Regions from separate parts of the Homo sapiens genome. Here region 1 is linked to region 2. Evidence: chromatin loops called from intact Hi-C (ENCODE). Cell type or tissue: psoas muscle. All regions are shown on one strand.

Region 1 (2,500 bases), 930 kb after region 2:
CCAGTTTTATTCTCCCAAAACAATACCTGGCACATAATTGGTGCTCAACAAATACTGGATGAATTGAATAAATGGATATGATTCAAGTACCTATTCCACCAAGCACTAGATATTTAGCCTTTGGCCATTTCCTATTTCTCTGAGCCTTAATCACCTCATCTAGCATCTTGCTGGCATGTGGTAGGTGTTCAAAAAATGTATGTTATTATTGTTTTCATAGTTGTGAAATCACTTGTTTACTGAGAAACAGAATGCTTTTTGTGTTTTGTGTGCATAGAAGCCCCTAGGGCATTCGATTGTTTAATCAAAAATGATTAACTTACAGCCTATTATGTACTAGCATGGGATACAGCACTTAACAAAACAGACAAACCACTGCCCACAGGGCAGTTTGGTGACTTGGATAGGGAGGTGGGAATAGAGATGATGAGAAAGGGTTGGATTCTAGAGATTCTCTGAAGCCAGAGGCCTCAGATTTTGTGTGCTTGGATGGAAAGAGTGAATGAAGAGAGCAGTCCAGGACAACTCTATGGTGGCCCCAAGTCAATTGGTGCTGCCATTTACTGAGATGAGAAATGGGAAGGAACATGTCAGGTGAGTCTATCAAGAGCTGGGTCTGGACACATTAAGCTTGAGATGCCTGTTTGAGATGTGAGTAAAGGAGTGGGCCACAGATATAGATAGCGTGGTCATCAAGTGTATCTGGTGCTCAGAGACCTGAAACTGGATTGAGAGAGTGACAGGACGGAGAGGAAAGGTCCCAGGGCTGAGCTCTAGGGCACTGTAATACCTGGAGATGAGGCAGAGAAGGAGGAACCAGCAGAGTGGATGGCGGGGAAGGAACAGTTGATGAAGAACAAAAAGAGACTTGCGTCTTTGAAGCCCAATGAAGAAAGGGCTTCAGGAGCAAGAACATGCTCACTTGGTCAAATGTGGTTAGCTCTAGTAAAATGAAGACAGAGAATTGTCCTTGGATTTGGCTATATGGAAGTCACTGCTGACCTTGATAAGACCAATTCTAACAGTGGGGAGGATGAAAACCCGATTGGAATGAGTTCAAGAAAAGATAGGAGGATGGAAAGTGGACCCAATGCCCTTAACTATCACTTTACATCAAAGCATAAAACAGAGAGATGAAAAATTTAAGGAAGGATCAACACATGAACAGTTGATCTGGAAGACTCTGTAGGGAGAGTTGTATAAACCAAGATGTGATAGAATTCCCAGAAGCCCTCCAGATGAATTTGGTTTTTCCCCGGAGAGGTGGGTGATCTAACGAGTGGTTCTATTTTTGCTATGGTCACCAGGAAACTCAGAACCAAACTTTGCTCCAACATCAGTGACTGTACTAAAGCTCATTCAATCTGTGTCTTCCCCTTTGACTTACTTTCCCAGTCTACCCATATTGTACTGACCTTGTTACATAAGCATGTGCGCGGACACACACACACACACACACACACACGCACACACACCCGTCAGGTTTGTTTACAGGAATGCTTCCAAGGTGTAACACCTTTCTGGCCTGGGGTTGGGTAACAGGTATTTAACACAAATGTGAATCAGGGCTGCCCCCTGGTGATGGCAGGGAAGACTGCAGACGGGGAATGAGTCCTAATCCATTTCCCTGAGGCACCACCTTGAGAGTTAATGGGGTGAGCAGTCATTTCTGCGCTTTGCTTTGAGGGGTAACGGAGAGCCTCCCTGTCCCCGTGTCTGCGCCTGGGGGTCCTACCAGCATGACCGTGACAGTCAGCATCAGCGATGCGCCTTGGGGGTGCGGGGAGGGGAGGTGGTGTGCAGGGTCGTTACCGAAAAGCTCCTGCTAATGCCCGAGTCCTGGGGTTTGCAGAGAGGAGATGCGGAGGTGAACAGTGGGGCTGAGGGGAGGAGAGGAGGAAGTTCAGGCCCCAAGTGGGACCTGCATTGAAGTCGGGTCTTGGGGGCAGCCAAGGGCAGAGGGAGAACTACAAGGAGGACACGGGGCCCCCAGAGACCAGCTTCGCCCTAGTGTTCTGTGAGGAGGAGAGGTGCATGGCTCTGACCCGGCTTTCTCGCCCATGGCCACACGGCAGGTGTGAAAGGTGTGTGTGTGTGTGGTGGGGGTGGGGGTTGTATCTGTGTGTGAGCATGTGTGTACATGCCCCAAGCCCTGGTGAGAATGTGCGTGGGAACATGTGTATCCAGGTGTGCTTTTCGTGTCCGCGCGTGTCCACATGTGAGAGTGATTGTGTATATTCGTGTGTACTTGTGAGTGCTCTCGTGTGTGTAGGGGAGCGTGTTGTGTGTCCTTGTGTGTGAGGATCGTGTGCTGGTGTGTGGGAGTATGTGTATATGGGAGTGCTTTCTGTGTCTGTGTGTGTATCTGCATGTGAGAGTATGGGCATGTGTGTGTGAGCCTGTGTCAGCCTGTGTGCGTGGATGTGTGTGTGTGAGTGGCATATGGGAGCGTGTGCGAGTGGTTTTTGCTGTGTGTGTGAGTGTGTCTGTGACCGTGCGG
Region 2 (2,500 bases):
AGAACTGCAAGGTTTTGCCAGTATACATTTTGCAAGGCTATACTAGTAAAAGCCTGGGAAATATTTAGGGAAGTGGATTACAAGAGTGTTATACCAGAGAGAGAGAAAAATGTAATTTTTGATTGCACTGAATTCATTGATACAGATATGTTAGCTCAAGAAACTGATAGTGGCTATAACAGCTTACTGGGCTGGCTAACTGAAACTTGGACTTAATGGTGGCCTATATTACATTAAGGAGAAAGGCCAAAACATCCTTGGTACACTATAGAACAAGATATCCAAAGACAGAGAGCTAGGAATGTCAGTCAGTAGGGACCTCTAGAAGCAGAATGCATTTACCTGGTGGAGTTAACAATACAACTTCACTTTCTTCACTCAAAGCTATATCAACTGTCCAGCCCTCTATCAAACTCTAGCCTGCTAGGACCTAATAATTTCCCCATTTCATAGGAGATCATGCTGGCCTACTACACGATAAAATCATATTGATTGGACTAGGTGAGTATTACTTGATACCCTAGACACGCTGGTAAGACACATATATACCAGATGGTATGGAACAAATCCCAAACAAAAACTAAGGAATCTACCACCTTAGTGAAATTTCTTGCTTCCAGAGCTCTCTAGCACATCAAAATATCGTTTATAAGGTGAACATGAAAATATCCCTTGTAAGATTAAGGATAGTTGTTGCATCTGGCATCTCCCATCACAAAGAAAGAAGCATCACATTAGATTTTGGAGGCAACATGGATCTCATTTGGGCATGCCACTATGGCCTATTTACTGAGTGAGCCATAAGGGCTGCCACAATGGGGCAGTGTGGGATTCTGGAAAGTTTCCTGGTTTCAGACAGGTGGATGGCGGGGTCGGGGGAATCTTGAGCCTATTTTCTCATAAGTAAAATGAAAATAAATACCTTCCTTGGAAGGCTATGGTACTGTAAAATGAGGTAACAGGTGAAAAAGCCCTTTAAAGTACACATCTTCAGGTGTTGGCTGTACCACTCTGCCATTTGATGCTATGCCAATGACAAATTTTTTCGGCCCAGAGTAAAAATTATTCCCTAAGAATTGCCAAAAATCCTATTTTTTCTATTGAGTTGTATCATAGATACAGAAGAGCATATGAAACATTAATGGAGAGTTTAAAGAATAATTATGATGTAACACCCTTCTAACTAGCACTTGAGTCAGAAATAGAATATTGTCAAAGTGGCCACTAACCCTGCACTAGGGCACCCAGATAAGGAGCAAGTAGGGGCTGAAATATACCAAGCTTCTACCCAGAACTGTTGGGTGAAATATGCACCCACCACCACCCCCCGTCCCGACTCTAAAAGGACAAGCTGGGGTATTCTGAGCTCCTTCCTCCCACTTTTACTGTGGAGCAAGCAGATTGCTAGCTCTCCTCCCTTCCAGGACATATCACATATAGAACACCAGGGGGCGGCAACTCCCCACAGATGTTGGTACCTGGGACGACAACGGCTAAACCAAGGATGAAGCAGCTTGACTTTCTACTCTTTTTTTTCTCTTTTCCTCTTTTCCATGTCCCTCTACTGCTCTGCAGGCCTGCATCACACATCACAATGGCACAGTGCAAAGATTCATGGCTTTAGTAACAAGGAGAGCTACGTTTGAATCCCAACTCTACCACTCACTACCTTTGACCTTGAGCAAGTGACACCATCTCTCCAAGCCATGGTTTCCTTATCCGGAAACATAGAATACAAAAACAGTACCTACCCCATAGGATTGTTGGAATGATTAAGTGAGATAATGTGGGTAAACAGCAAAACATTGTCCAAATATTAGTTGTTTTTAGACATCATAATTAATCTAGGCCGGGCATGGTGGCCCAAGCCTGTAATCCTAGCATTTTGGGAGCCCAATGTGGGCGGATCACCTGAGGTCAGGAGTTCAAGACCAGCTTGGCCTACATGGTGAAACCCTGTCTCTATGAAAAATACAAAAATTAGCCAGGCGTAATGGTACATGCTTGTAATCCCAGCTACCTGGGAGGCTGAGGCAGAAGAATTGCTGGAACCCAGGAGGCAGAGACTGCAGTGAGCTGAGATCATGTCACTGCACTCCAGCCTGGGTGACAGAGCGAGACTCCGTCTCAAAAAAAATAATAATTAATCTAATTTGATTATCACCAATCCTGGCAGGCAAGGTAGGTAAACACGCTTCCCAAGTTTCAGATAAAGAAATTGACCTGCGGAATCATGATGATAATGTGGTTTCATTTCCTTTTTGTTGTTGTTGGGTTTTATTTTGAGATGGAGTTTCGCTCTGTTGCCCAGGCTGAAGTGCCGTGGTGTGATCTCAGCTCACTGCAGCCTCCGCCTCCTGGGTTCAAGTGATTATTTTGCCTCAGACTCCCGAGTAGCTGGGACTACAGACACGTGCCACCATGCCCAGCTCATTTTTGTATTTTAGAGATGGGGTTTCATCGTGTTGGCCAGGCTGGTCTTGAACTCCTGACCTAAGGT

The links. Hi-C counts contacts between places; a loop is a spot of excess contacts. Peaks named below come from ENCODE experiments on the same cell type or tissue, not always from the same donor. Only the 100,000 strongest peaks of a DNase experiment are listed, where the experiment ranks them.
Region 1: it touches region 2 in a loop (4-fold over the local background); 3 of 110 quality-filtered maps call a loop at or near these places.

What each region holds. Positions count from the first base shown.
Region 1 is chr1:42,146,116-42,148,615 of GRCh38, reverse strand. No RefSeq gene overlaps it. Among named protein-coding and RNA genes, the nearest start is that of GUCA2B, 6.0 kb to the left of the region's middle. In psoas muscle, a CTCF peak has its summit at 1,560 (motif pointing left); a DNase peak (open chromatin) is centred at 1,575; H3K27me3 peaks cover 1,904 bases.
Region 2 is chr1:43,072,764-43,075,263 of GRCh38, reverse strand. No RefSeq gene overlaps it. Among named protein-coding and RNA genes, the nearest start is that of CFAP144, 74 kb to the left of the region's middle. RefSeq lists a silencer at 1,328-1,377. In psoas muscle, a CTCF peak has its summit at 1,445 (motif pointing right); a DNase peak (open chromatin) is centred at 1,453.